2 separate regions of the Homo sapiens genome follow, and region 2 is linked to region 1. The links are chromatin contacts, found by Hi-C or POLR2A ChIA-PET in ENCODE. All regions are on one chromosome and are shown on one strand. The core of a region is the stretch at or near the end of the contact, and the rest is flanking DNA. Distances in the headings are between cores, read along the strand shown.

Region 1 (6,889 bases), core at 711-3,210:
TTTTTGATTTTTAATGATCTCACCAGTTATAGTTGTTTCACTAGGAAATCTATGGTGCTTCTTATGCTGTCATTCTAGAAGAGCTTCTCCTTTCTTCCCCCTTTCCCCTCACTTTTGCTGCCCTTAGTTTGCACTTCTCATGGAAGCTTTGTCTCACATACACTTTCTGGGGACCTTATACTAAGAAATCATTTTAGAAAGAATGTTCTGACATCTGTAAGAAAGTACTGCATGAGTGGAAGTGATGCCGATGGTTGATGAAGTGGGCTGCTACATCTTAACCTGGACCACAAGTTAGTAGACTGTTGCAGAGCTCAAGTTGTTCTCTTACCATCCTCCCAAGATTGGCATTTTTACTCTGAGAGGGACTGGACTATCAGCCATCAGGTGATCATAAGGCTAAACGGGTTGCCATATACTCACAAAATTTGGAATTTTAGAGCAGGAAAGGGTTACCAGGTATGGACAGCATCTTTATTTTATAGATGAGAAAACTATAAAGGCTCAAACTATAAGGCTCAAACAGGTAATTTTCCAAAGCCAATCAGATAACTAATGTCTGAGTACATAAGTCTTTTGATTCTTCATTTTGGTCTTTCCACAAGGCACTATGTGAGACTTGCTCCCTCATTTCTTTTTAGAAAGAAAAGTACAATAAAATGCAAATAAAAATAAAACACCTATTATAAAGCAGCTTTCTATTAAAGGATATTCATATATTCTTTGAGAAAAAATAATCGACTCAATATGTGTACCCTTCTTGTAGTCCACCTGATAGTCTCATTTCAGTGACTGAATCTAATCTATTCTGGAGTCAAACTGAAGGAAAAAGAAAAAATATTCATATGTGAACTTTTAATTCTATTGCCTCACTATGAATTTGCATCTAGGTGTTAGCCCTTCTCAACCATTCCTTTCTCAATTTCCCAGTGATGTTAGCTGAGTGTGTGTGTGTGTGTGTGTGTGTGTGTGTGTGTGTGTGTGTGTGTGTTGGCTGGGGGGAAATCCCCTGCACTCACTAATATGAACTAAGAAAAAACAAAACACAAAGCATCTTGCAGTTTGATGTAAAAGAGATGTTGGGGTAGTATATGGATGATGTATTATTCTCATTTTTTACTGAGTATCAGTAATCATTGCAAAAGTGTTGTATCTTATCCTAAAAGTATAAGAAATGTAATTTAAAATAAAAACTAACATTTAAGTGCCAACTACATGCCAAATTCTTTACTTGCTTTATCTCATTTAATGTTCCTAGCTACTCAATGAGGCAGATATTTTCCTCTCTGTTTCAGATAAGGAATTTCTGAAAGGTAATTAACTTCACCAAGGTCACCTGGCAACAAGTAGAAGAGCGAGAAGTAGGCTCATAAAAATTATCTCAAAATTCTTTCATCAACATTCTATGATGCTGCTTCTTTTTAACAACAACAAATGTTTTTTAAATGGAAAATCTGGATGTGCCATGGAGTTTTACAAATCCAGGTATTTAGGTGTATTTATGGAACTTGTTCTTTGGCTTCCTGTTTTTTAAAAATTATAGTGTAAAGTTCATAGAGATCTGGAACTTCATTCCTTCTATGAATGACTGCTCATGGAGTCTGGTAACATGCAAAAGTTTCAGTGTTTGCTACCATCCTTGTTGTTACCACCTCCTTCTTATCCTCCTTCTTCCTCATGTATAGAGACCATATAAGACAGTTTGCTGGACAATTCTGGTTTGTGCCTATAGCTTTGCATAATTATCATTATTATTCATTCCCCAAAGTGTCCTGGTTTAGATAATTTCATGGTCACCTTAACGTTCATAACTGAAAGTGTCAAGGGTGTTGTATTGCAGGTGCCCACTAGGTGTCAGCAGTGTGACCTCCAGAGAACCCTCAGAGAAAGGATTTCATTACAAAAGTCAAATCAAAGCAAATAATTAAGTGTAGTTCCAGAGCTACCTGAAGCCGTGGTCATTCAAAACAAATGAGAGGACAGGGGGAGGAGAGAAGGAACAAGCGCAGATCAGGTAGCTCCTTCTTGGGATCTGATAGACAGGGAAGGTTTCCTTTCCTCATTAGAAGGACTCCAGTGATCTGTGGAATGAGCACTACAGTATCCTTTTAAATTTTCACCCACAAGACAAAGCCAGTATGCAGTGAAATGAGGAAATGCCTTTAAGTGAAGAGATTTTTATTTCTTTCATAAATTGCTCAAGCCATGATTGGATGGAGGTCCTCCAGGTAGCTCCATGGACTTTAACAAGTCTATTGAATAACTGCATTTGAGTTGGAAGCTGAGTTGCCTGAACACAAACGATTTAAACCAGATTAGAAAGTGTCTACATACAGAGCTCAATAACACACTCGGAATCTTCTTGGGAGGACCCACAGACTGTACCTATATTACTTTTGACCCAGGTGGATGCAGTCACTCTCTAGAAGCCTCCCCGACTTCAGATGTGTGGCACACATCCACACAGGGGTGTAGGTAGGAGAAGCCCACAGGAATGGCTCTGCAGATGTTCGTGACTTACAGTCCTTGGAATTGTTTGCTACTGCTAGTGGCTCTTGAGTGTTCTGAAGCATCTTCTGATTTGAATGAATCTGCAAATTCCACTGCTCAGTATGCATCTAACGCTTGGTTTGCTGCTGCCAGCTCAGAGCCAGAGGAAGGGATATCTGTTTTTGAACTGGATTATGACTATGTGCAAATTCCTTATGAGGTCACTCTCTGGATACTTCTAGCATCCCTTGCAAAAATAGGTAAGTCCTTAAACACCTGGTTTGGTGAGTTATCTTTTTACATAAGATAGTGAATGTGAAAATGCCTTATAGATAACGGGCTAAGAGGATTTTAACTGTTACTGCTATTACATTAAAAATTCTCTTCCCTTCAGTCAAGGGAAAGTCATAACTGCATTTTACTAAGCTATTTAATACTTTGAGATTGCTCTTTGAAATTTGAGAGCATACTTCTGGGTACTGGGCTGTGTTGGTTTCTTCTCATTTCAGGGTGACAACCATGTGACATTGTTGACATGCAAAACTCTCAAATTCTATGCTTTAAAAATATAGAGAATAAAGCACGTAGACCTGGGCATGATGCAAGGTGGAAATTTCAGGAAACACATAATGTTTCTTCTGTAAAATATTCTTGGCTGTGTAATTGTGGGCTTCATCAATCACCCCATTGTTTATTCTTTAAAAGTAGCGTGTGCTTCTTGCAAATTGACAGAAAGCAAAAAACAAGAAAACCATAGGCAACTTGTATTACTCAGTGATGGGATGTCGGGGCATATAAGATTATATCTGTCAGTAAAATATTAGTTTATACCTACCAAGTGGGGCCAGTGAGGCACCTCTAATTTCCTTTGTGAAATAAAGTGAATCCAAGTTAATAGATTAAATTCCAATCAAGGGATCTTTGTGTCAAAAACCAAAGAGGTGGCTATACTCTGTGACTGTTTAATCCCTAACTGCTCCTCCTTATCTCTTTAAAACCAGCTTATTCTAAAGTGGAAAATTAATATAATTATCTCAAATGCTAAGCACAATGCCTCCTTTGCCTCAGCTATAAACTTTATGCTATTTGAGTATGTAGATTGCCTTATTGAGATAGAATCAATGAAACATTTTAATTCTCATTTATTTATATGTGTATGTTTTCTCTAGGATGGGTGTGTAATGTGGGTTGAGCCTTGAGGTCTGGCAGTTACCTTCTGTGTGCTCTGGCTATTCACTTAGCTCCCTCCCTGTGGGTGTGGGGACACTGGTATAGGTGTCCCCTTTAGACTCTCCTTTATAGTTGCTATTCATTTTGAGCTAGTAAAGTGTGAATATTAAATAGGAATGTTAGTTTGAAGAAGTCTTGTGCAATTTGCTTAGTGAATAAGTTACACAAAGGATCTTACTATATTTTTAAGAGGTATACAAGTAAAAATGGCTTTCCAAATGGATAACATTCTCAGTTCAGAACAGTCTAACATCTTTTGTGAAATCATATAGACACTGATTGTGTTCAAGGTGATCTTACTTGGTACTTGAGTTTTCCTTTTAAAACAATATGCTAGAGATTCTGTGTTCCCTGCTCCCCATTCCACAACCTGGCTTCCTCTTCACAGAAATGGCTCAAGTCAATCTGAGTACCAGGAAACTCGTCCTGTCACTGACTAGCTAGTTGCTCTGTTTATCAGTAAACATCTAAACGCAGAAAGGCTGCATTTTGTCTTGGTTTTATATTTGTGTAAAACCTAGCTTGTTTTGTAGAGGCATTGTATGCACCCAGATTCATTCTGTCTAGGAGCGAAGAACACTGTGAAAATACGATTATTCATAGAACTGTTGGTTTAAATGTTCTTGATTTTCATGATGTAATTTAACATACTTTAGAAAAAAAGAGTAGGATATCAGAACACGCTTATTCGAGTACAATTTCATATTTACTAGTCTTCAAGAATTTAGATTATTTTTATATTCCATATGGACATGAGGAGTGAGGAGATAAAAAGGCCATATTTATTGAATATATACTATGTGCCAATTACTGGGCTGGTAGTTTTATGTATAAGGGCTTGTTTACTAGGGCCAAAATAATAATGATGATGATGATTTATAATTTCAGCACTTAAGAAATGCATATGAGTTTTTAAAGATTATGTTATAAAACATGAATCAGAATAAAATTAATAATCATTATTATGATTCATTCTTTTATTCCTCATTCCATCAAGGTACATTTTCTGAGAACCCATGAAATATGTGGAAATGACCATGGTCCCTGACCTCAAGGGACTTGGTCTAACGGGGAAGATAGGTTAACTTAGTACTTATTGCCCATAGATACTCTGACAGAAAAACATCAAAACTCTCCCCCAATCCTTTTTAAAACACCCAACTATATGCACTTATAAAACAAAGATAATGTATAACAAAGATAATACAAAGCCACCTCAGACTTTGTGGTTTATCTTCTACTTCAGTTCCACATCTTAGAACATCACAGATGAATGTTTCTTGAATCTTTGGGAAGAACATAATTGTAGGGCGTTCTTTGACTTTCAGACAGGACTTTTAATATTTGTGTCCATTTAAGCTCTAAGGCCTGAAACTGTAAATTTTAAATGATTGACTCTATTGTCCATCATGAAAGGGAGAAGTTTTAAAATGTGAAAGGCATGTAGCATTTCCCTTTACAAGGCCCTACTTATAGGTGTGTGGCCTCTTCCTGCTACAACTGTGTAGAGAGCAACTTGGCTTAAGGCAGGTGAATGTTGGAACCATTTCAGGAAACTGGATTCCTGGAAGCAGGGCCAAACTGGGGAGCCACAGGGCCTGAGAAAATCACACTATGGGCTCTTCCACCTCCTTTACATATTGAAAAAAGTTAAGTTTGGTTAAAATAAGCACTAACTGAAGAAGGAGGAGAAGGAAAACGGTAAGGAGAAAGAGAAGAAGGAGGAGATGGATAAGGAGAAGGAGGAGGAGGAAAAAGGAAGAAGGAGGAGGAAGAGAGTAAGAAGGAGCAGCAGGAGTTGGACAAAGAGAAGATGAAGAAGGAGGAGGAGAAATAGGAGGAGAAGAAGAAATAAGTAAAATAAAGAGGAGGAAGAGGAAATGCAGAAATAAGCAGTGATTAGAAAATGATGAGTTCAGTGCTCCAGAAGAGGTGCTTACACCAACCCTGAAGCCAAATGAAAGTGGGGATGGTATTCCTTGGTGATAATTATACCCTGTTGTGTTAACTTTCTTGCTTATAGTGAATGGAGAAGTTCAAAGCCATGGTCAGGGAAGCTCATATCATCTATGGATGGGTGAATCTAACAATTCCCAAGGAGATATTTGCTGGCTCCCCATGGCCTATGGCTGGAAGTCCACCGCCTTCCTTAGGTTTGAATTCAAGGTCTTCCATTATTTGTTTCAAAATCATTTTCCAAGTCCTCTCCTGACACTTTTCCCAGTTCAAAGGTTGCTCCAGCCAGGTGGATCCCCTCAATGAATGTCAAAGATATCTGGCTGGGCCATTTCTTCCTCTCTTATTTCACTCTTGATGTTCTCCCCACCTAAAATTTCTCCCATTCTGTCACCCAAATATGCAAATCCTCATCATTCTCCAACAATCTGTTCAATCTCTTGTCATGAAAAAGCTTCTCTGATAAACATTTAACTGTTCATTCATTTATACACTCAGCAAATAAGCCAGCTGTTGTGGACAAGATACTGTGCTAAGCATTTGGGGACATATGAAGATGTAAATCATTCTGCCTGAGTCTGGGGAGTTTCCACATTAGTAGGAGACATGAATCATGCACAAAACATAGTAGACAGGGATTATTGTTATTAGACGGAGTGAGATAAAATGTTTTATTATTAGTAATTCAGAGGAAGATATGAACTCAGGAAGGAGCTAGGGAAAGCTAAGCCTCAAAGGATGAGCAGGACTTAAAGGGACCAAGGAAAAGGACAATCCAAGCAGTGACAACGGAATGAGAAGACAAGTAATAGGCCTTCAGAGTGACAAGGTCCTTTGGCTGAATGCAGGCTACATAAAGATAGTGCAGAGTGTGTGGGAGACAGACTTGGAGAGAGCCCTGTGGTGGTCTCCTGAGCTCTGAACTCTCACCATGTTTGTTGATATGTTCAATATACCCTTCATTATATACTTACATGTCATCTTCTTCTTTGTTCATGTCTTGTTTCCAAAACCTTATCAATAGTGGGAATTGCAGTTGTCTATCTCTTTGGTCTTCCACCTGGCGGTACTTAACATCGTCTTTGCACAACTAATACCCTTGGTTTACAATCCAGAAGATGCTTTGTGTGCCTTCAGAATCTTAGGTGGGAATTGAGACAATCAGAGACCCATGGTGTAGAAAAATCATCTGGCAGTAGAGTGTGGTGAGACT
Region 2 (7,250 bases), core at 653-3,152, 68 kb after region 1:
TCTTGGCAACGTTGAAACATGAACTATGTTGTTTACTTAGAATGGACACATAAACCAACATTTCCACTGAAGAAAATGGGAGGGGATAAGAAGAATGACTTCAACTTTTTTTTTTTTTTTTTTGTGAGACGGAGTCTTGCTCTGTCGCCCAGGCTGGAGTGCGGTGGTGCGATCTTGGCTCACTGCAAGCTCTGCCTCCCGGGTTCACGCCATTCTCCTGCCTCAGCCTGCCGAGTAGCTGGGACTACAGGAGCCTGCCACCATGCCCGGCTAATTTTTTGTATTTTTAGTAGAGACGGGGTTTCACCGTGTTAGCCAGGATGGTCTCGATCTCCTGATCTTGTGATCCGCCCGTCTCGGCCTCCCGAAGTGCTGGGATTACAGGCGTGAGCCACCGCGCCCGGCCGACTTCAACTATTGAAGCATTCATATAATATTTGCAAAAGAACTTATATTCTTGGCAAGTACTTTGTCAGTAATTGAACATATACTATATGCTCATTTTACTAAGTACTCTATATATACACTTTAAAAATTTAATTCTGATAGCAATCTTATAGAGTAGTTATTATGTTTTTTCTCCCCACTGTACAGAAGAGGAAACTGAGTCTCAGTTAAGTTATCACAAAGGACATACAGCTAGTAAATGGCAGTATCATTTAGAGCAGTCTGACTCCAATGTCACTAACTCTATCCACTAAGCTGTAGTTACCCTCATAACTGTTGTAGAGAATACACTGAAAAAAAGAATATGCTTTTTGCCACCATCATTTGAATTTTAAAGGTTACTTTACCAAACCAGGTAAAATTTAGGTCTTGTTTGACTGCTGCTGCCACAGCTCCAAGGTTCCTTTCCATTTTACCTGATGCTGAAGTGCTAATTCATGCTCACAGAGGGTGTGACCAAATCATTCATTCAGGAGTCTGCGTCTTTGGACAAATATAGTGAAGTGAGGCTATGAGTTATGCTTGAATTAAATTATTTTTATTCAATATTTTTTTTCATTGGATTTTATCTTTGAACTAGTGAAAATACTAGAAATTGGGCCAGTTAGAAACTTTTAAAATAAGGGGTCGCCTAGCACCATGGCCCTGAGCCAGTCTAAAAGGAAAGAAGGACCCATAGTGTTTCATTTATTTTGTTTTCTTACAGCAATTTTTCTGGGTAACTAAGAGTGAGTGAAACTCCGACCCTGGGTTTCACTGGTGTACTCTTTCACCCGTGAAGGCGGCCCTTGTTTTGAGTTTGTGCTTGTCCTGGACCTGGTTCAGGAGGCAGCTCTATTATCTAACTGTGCCATCTTTAAAAGGGGTCGTGTAGATGAGGTTTCGGGGAGGGCGGGTGGTGGGAGGATATCACTAAAGTTCTAAATGAAGTTAAAAAAACAACCAGTCAGAAAGGAGGATAAATGTTTTGTCCTCCAAAAAAGGATATTCTTAAAAGGAGAGGACAAAAGGACAGGTCCTCACCCAAGGACACGCCCATGGAAAGTCACACAGAGCCGGGCAGTACAGACCAGCCCAACACAGGGTTTAGCAAACAATGCTTGCCCTACCCCACCCACATCCCTGGAGCTGAATTTCAAGTTCTGATTTTAGACAATACAGCTGGAATGTCTGCACTTTCACTCCACAACACATGCAGTTTCAGGCAGCTCTCTGGTAAAAAAAAAAACAAAACAAAACATTTGGACAAATATTATAAGAATGAAAATGAAAATTTGAAAAGTAAACTACATCTATGGTGAATTTGGCAATTAAATTCTTCCAGGCAGAATGAACAGAAAATAAGACATTTTGGGGTACCTCACAAGAGGTTTAGTTTCATAATGACTTGAGGAAGTAGGGTGAATTTATTGGAGGAGAAAAGGTACTATCGTGATTAAATCACAACACTAAGCCTTTTTGGTATTTAAGGGAGGCTCAGGAAACTTCCATACACAGGAAGATAATTTTACATTTGATAAATTATTTGCAAGGCTTAGAGTCCTGTCCAGTGTTCTCTATAAGACTATAAATGCTTTGGATGCCAGACATAAAGAAAGCTCTGGGAAAATGTTGCTTCATTAATGTGTCCTGTTTAGTCCTAAGATCTAAATACCTTAGAGCAATGGTTAAACCTTGGTTTAGCACTACAGGGTCAGTTCTTCCAGACTTCTGAACTATCTCCAGGATTACAGTAAATGTAGTTTACCTTGCAGTAGATGTCTTTCCAATAGGCATTAGCCTCACCTGTCTGGGGACAACCCTATAGCCTCTTCCTTCAACAAGGCAATATTTCTGAATCAGCAGATGTGGGGTGGAGTATTAGCTCTATTACTTAGCAGTTGTGTGATATTGACCAAAGAAGTCGGTTCCATGTCACTGAACTGGGGATAACGACATCTACTCCATCTAACTCATGAAGTGGTTGTGAGACTTGGATGAGGTCAAGAGTTTATAAACTCTGGAGTATGGAGCCCTCTTTCTGTCTTGAGCAACCAGAAACATTTTTGTGCCTATGAAAGAACTTAAAGAGGAAATACAAGTGGTTAAGAGCTGGAGTACAGGAGTAAAACAGACCTGAATTTGAATGCTGTTTTGCCGTTTTGTAAAACCTTACTCAGACAATTTGCTTAACCCTTCCAAGCATTAGCAGAGTGTTTGACACATAGTTTAGTGCACAGTAAATGTTAGTATTACCATATTGATGGTTTTAGATAGTTTTGTAGTTAAAGGTGTGTTAAAGAAAAAATTATTCAATTACACTTGTTAAGGCACAGTAAGGAAGACTTCATTTGGGAGAATCAAGATAGATATAGAGACCACTGTAATGAGATTTTGCAGTGAGAAACAGAGATTGAGTCCACTCTGATTACAGCACTGGCAGAGTGGGAGTAATTGAATGGGAAATTACTAAGAGGAAACATCAGGGGTAAGGGGGATTCTGGCCAAACCAACCTAACAGTACTCTTGCTGAAGACAGGCCAGGGTAATCAGTCATCACCTGGGGGATGGTGGAGGAAAAGACCCCAATGAGATATTGAGGGTAATCAGACATGATGGGGCTGGGGGTGGTGTTTCTTGCTAAACTGACTTAGAAGGGTTCTTTTCTAAAACAGATTTTATAAGGAAGTACACAAACGGGCCTTGGAGAAGGTTCAGCCTCTGCCTAATGTTTGGTCAAGCAAAGAATCTTTGGCACGTGTGGGCTATGGAGTCAGACTGTCTAGATCCTGTGAAAATATATTTTTTAAAAAAGATAAAATCATGACTCTCAAATAGAAGATGAACACTTGTCAAAGATTATATTCAACTCATTAATTGAGAAAACCAATATGATGTTTCAAGCAGTTTGAAGGCAAATTCAAAATACCATTTATAGACAATTGGGAATGCTAAAATTAACTTACAAATAGATGCAAAACAAGCTTTTTGCATGATGGGAGGGGAAATCAAAAATTGTCTCTCCACCTGATAGAACCATTTGTATGTCTATGAACAAGAATTACTTCCAATGCCAACAGTTTTCTATAATTTTCAGAGTTATAATTGGCTGAAAGACAACAAAATAATTCATATAAAATGAAAGACTAAAATGGCAGTGTTTGGAGCAGATTTAAGTTAGTCTAGAAATCAGAGAAAGTGAAATCTTTTGATACCTTAATGTTGTGAACTTAAATTTTACTTTTGTAAAAACTGTGGGGAAATACTACCACCCAGAAAGGGCCAGTTCCTCTGGCAGAGGGGTGAGCCTCATCTGGATTATTGCCTAGTGCTCAATTTTGCATCTCATTCAAATTTGACTCCTTTGTGCTTTCAATACATTTGACCCTTAAGGAATCCACTTAATATACTGATCCAACTATTTCTTAAGAATAAGATCATCAATGGCCTTCATTTAATTATTACTAACTGTATCAACAAATGCCGTGGGATTCAGTTCGTTTAAGTTGTCTATTTAAATATCATTTTTACCACATGAATTGTATTATGTATTTATGTTTGCTTCTAAGATATGCCCGGCTTTTGCAAAGCTGTCTAAAATCAACTGAAAAGTTTTTCTTTTTTGTTGTTCAGATTGTTTGTTTTGATGTATTGGTAATAGAACTCATTAGACTATGGGACCTTAGACAAGTTACCATAGCTCTTTGCATCTTTATTTATTTTATTGATGTATAAAATGGTGACAATAATGTTACCTCTGATGTTAAAAAATAAAATTTATGTAAAACCCCAGGCAAGGAATCTACTGAACACTAATTTTTAAAAAATTGCTGCCCTTCCCTCTATGTCTCTAGGACGTCTGTGTGTGTGTGACTGTGTGTGTGTGTATAAGAGAGAAAGAGAAAGAGAGAGAGGCAGAGGGAGAGAGAAATGAAGGCACTAACAATATTTTCTTTGTGTAACTTGCTCACAGAACTCTGAGATCTTCCTTGAATGAGAGTTCTATGTGTACCTCATGGCCCTGTTGGGATTAGGTGTGGAATAGGAAAGGAAGATAGACATGGACAATTTGCCCCACAGTTCCTAGTGAGAGGGAGCTATTGTTGACAGTATTGACAAAACTTAATCAATGTTGTCCTGATTGTCTTTTATATCTTTCAAGACAAAACACAAATAACATAATAAGGCAACCCACAATGGACACTTAAATGGAATCAATGCCACTAGCTTGGTGTTCTGCCTGAATGCACAGGAGAAAACATTTGAATGAGATGCAAAATTCAACAGTAGGCAATAGTCTGGATGAAGCTTATCCCCTTCGCCAGAAGAAGTGGAATTTTCTGGGGTGGTGCTATTTCCTGTAAGTTTCAACAAAAGCATGTAGGCTGGTGACCTATCTGAGTACTCATAGATCCAGCTATCTGCATGAGTATACATGGAGCTGGTGATCTAAGAGCATGTGGGGCTGGTGATCTGTCAATGCACATGGAGCTGGTGATCTGCCTGCCTGTGTACAGTTGTCCTCTCATGGTCACAAAAGCTCCCATCTGCATTACTTAGCTTCAATTGATCTATGTTTTTTCTATGGTTATTATTTCTTTTGTGGTTGTTGGGTTTAAAGAAACACTTTCTAATATGGGAAATTTTGACTTATACAAAAGTAACAAGATGATGATAATGAGTACCTCTATATCCATCCCTAGCTTCAATAAATATTAACTCATGGCCAATCTTAATTTCAGCCATACCCATACTTGCTACCACATTCAACAAATTATTTTGAGGTGAATTTTCAGACAATACATAAATTTATATGTAAATATTGCAATATTTGTCACTAAAAATAATAATAATATTTTGAAGATCAAGTTAAAACAAAAATCTGTTAGCACATTTCATAAAGATTAACTAAGATTGACCAGAGAATTAACAAAATTTTGAAGATTGAAGTAATAAAAAATTGTTCTTTTTGTAGTATATAACATTTGATACATAAGAATAATATATGGAACCATGTGTATATTACTGATCAAGACACTAAAATAAACACACATGAGCCTACAACCTAGTTGAAGGACTAGAACAATTCCTATGTCAATGAATATGTTCTTTCTCTATCTCATTTTTCTTTCTTTTAGAAGTTAACATGTGTAATTTCATAGTTTAAGTAATTTTCAACGGGAAAATACCTCAAATATCACATTTTCATGCATCACCAACACTCTAAATCTCACATTTATTATTCTATGTTTATGGTTTTATATAGATGTGTTCCTTCCTATAGGACACATTGTTCCATTTTGTTCATTTTCAGACTTTAGAAAAATGGCATTATGCCATATGTAATATTTTGAAACTGACATTTGTTCAGTATATACTGTTTCTAAGATTCATCTCTATTGTTGCAGTTAGCTTTAGAGTTGCTTCATATTTTACCGTTGCATAAAATTTCATTGTGAGAATATACTAGAATTTGTCTATTCTATTTTTGAAAATCCAATGTTCTCTAAGAAAAGTTCCCAAAAAAACAATTGCTGAATCATAGAGTATCTGAATAGTAAAATTCAGAAGATAATGCCAAGTAATATAGGGAAAGGGTATTAGTGTCCTTCTTTTACATTTATACCATTTCTTGGTATTATTGAACTTTTTTCCACTAGGAAATGGTATACCAGTCATTTTAGAGAAAATTATACAACTTTTTTGGAAGGTATTAATGAAGACTCAATTGAAGACAGAAGATGGATATGAAGACTCAATATAATAAAGATATTAATTAATATATCTAGTTAGTATAAATAACCTATTAGTTTCCCTAAGTGGGCTTACATATTTAATGAAATTTCAATAGAAATATCCACAGGTTTAATATGATACTTGTGAAGATAAGTTTTAAATTTATGTAAAATTGCAAAGTCTCAAAAATAGACAAGGCACTTCAGAAGAAGAAGATTTGGGAGACTAATTAAATCAGATCTCAAGTCTTTTAATAAATCTACAGTAATTAAGACAGCATAGTATTGGGAAAGGATAGATACAAAGACCATAGAGAAAAGACTCCATAAATAGACTCACACATATATGGAAACATACTTTTTGATAATTGAATAGACTGCACATCTCTGGGGATTAATCAAGAAATGATGAGACAACTGGCTATCCATTGGGAAAAAAATTGGATTGCCACCTTTCATTATACATAAAAATCAATTCGTGGTGCATTTAATACTTAACTATGAAAATATGGTATTTGAGGTATTTTCCCATTGAAAATTACTGAAACTATGAAATTACACATTTTGTAAGCTTCTAAAAAGCATTGTTGATCAAAAAATGCAAAATACTTGGGCCACAACCTAAATAAAAGTGTGCATCCAGGCCGGGCGCGGTGGTTCACGCCTGTAATCCCAGCACTTTGGGAGGCCGAGGTGGGCGGATCACAAGGTCATGAGATCGAGACCGTCCTGGCTAGCACAGTGAAACTCCGTCTCTACTAAAAATATAAAAAATTAGCCGGGCGTGGTGGCGGGCACCTGTAGTCCCAGCTACTCGGGAGGCTGAGGCAGGAGAATGGCGTGAACCTGGGAGGCGGAGCTTGCAGTGAGCCGAGATGGCGCCACCGCACTCCAGCCTGGGCGACAGAGCGAGACTCCATCTCAAAAAACAACAACAACAACAACAACAAAAAGTGTACATCCAGAGATGTAAGAAGAGCAATGAAAGCAGCTGTCATCTGGAAGATATTTGACAAATCAGGTGAATCTAACTTATTTTTAATGGCCTTATAGTCTCAATTCATCATGCGTTAACAGTTCTTTCCCCCC

The links. Hi-C counts contacts between places; a loop is a spot of excess contacts on that map. ChIA-PET counts read pairs that join two places held with the same protein, here RNA polymerase II (POLR2A). Pooled maps may share reads with other maps.
Region 2: a map of PC-9 shows a loop between it and region 1 (7-fold over the local background). The contact joins the enhancer-like site here to the promoter of SLC9A4 in region 1. A Hi-C loop is called at or near these places in 1 of 168 maps with a recorded cell type or tissue (PC-9) and 2 of 50 pooled maps. POLR2A ChIA-PET finds 5 or more read pairs at or near these places in 1 of 52 experiments (activated CD4-positive, alpha-beta T cell).

Annotation. Positions count from the first base shown.
Region 1 is chr2:102,471,266-102,478,154 of GRCh38, forward strand. It overlaps SLC9A4 (solute carrier family 9 member A4), which reads left to right and starts at 1,961. Exons shown (of 12, transcript NM_001011552.4): 1 at 1,961-2,750. The coding sequence starts at 2,495.
Region 2 is chr2:102,539,554-102,546,803 of GRCh38, forward strand. No RefSeq gene overlaps it. Among named protein-coding and RNA genes, the nearest start is that of SLC9A4, 70 kb to the left of the region's middle. Within about 2 kb of position 1,903, at least 2 of the 41 ENCODE cell types and tissues checked have a DNase peak (open chromatin) inside an H3K27ac peak, as active enhancers do; they include PC-9, where a contact is called at or near this core.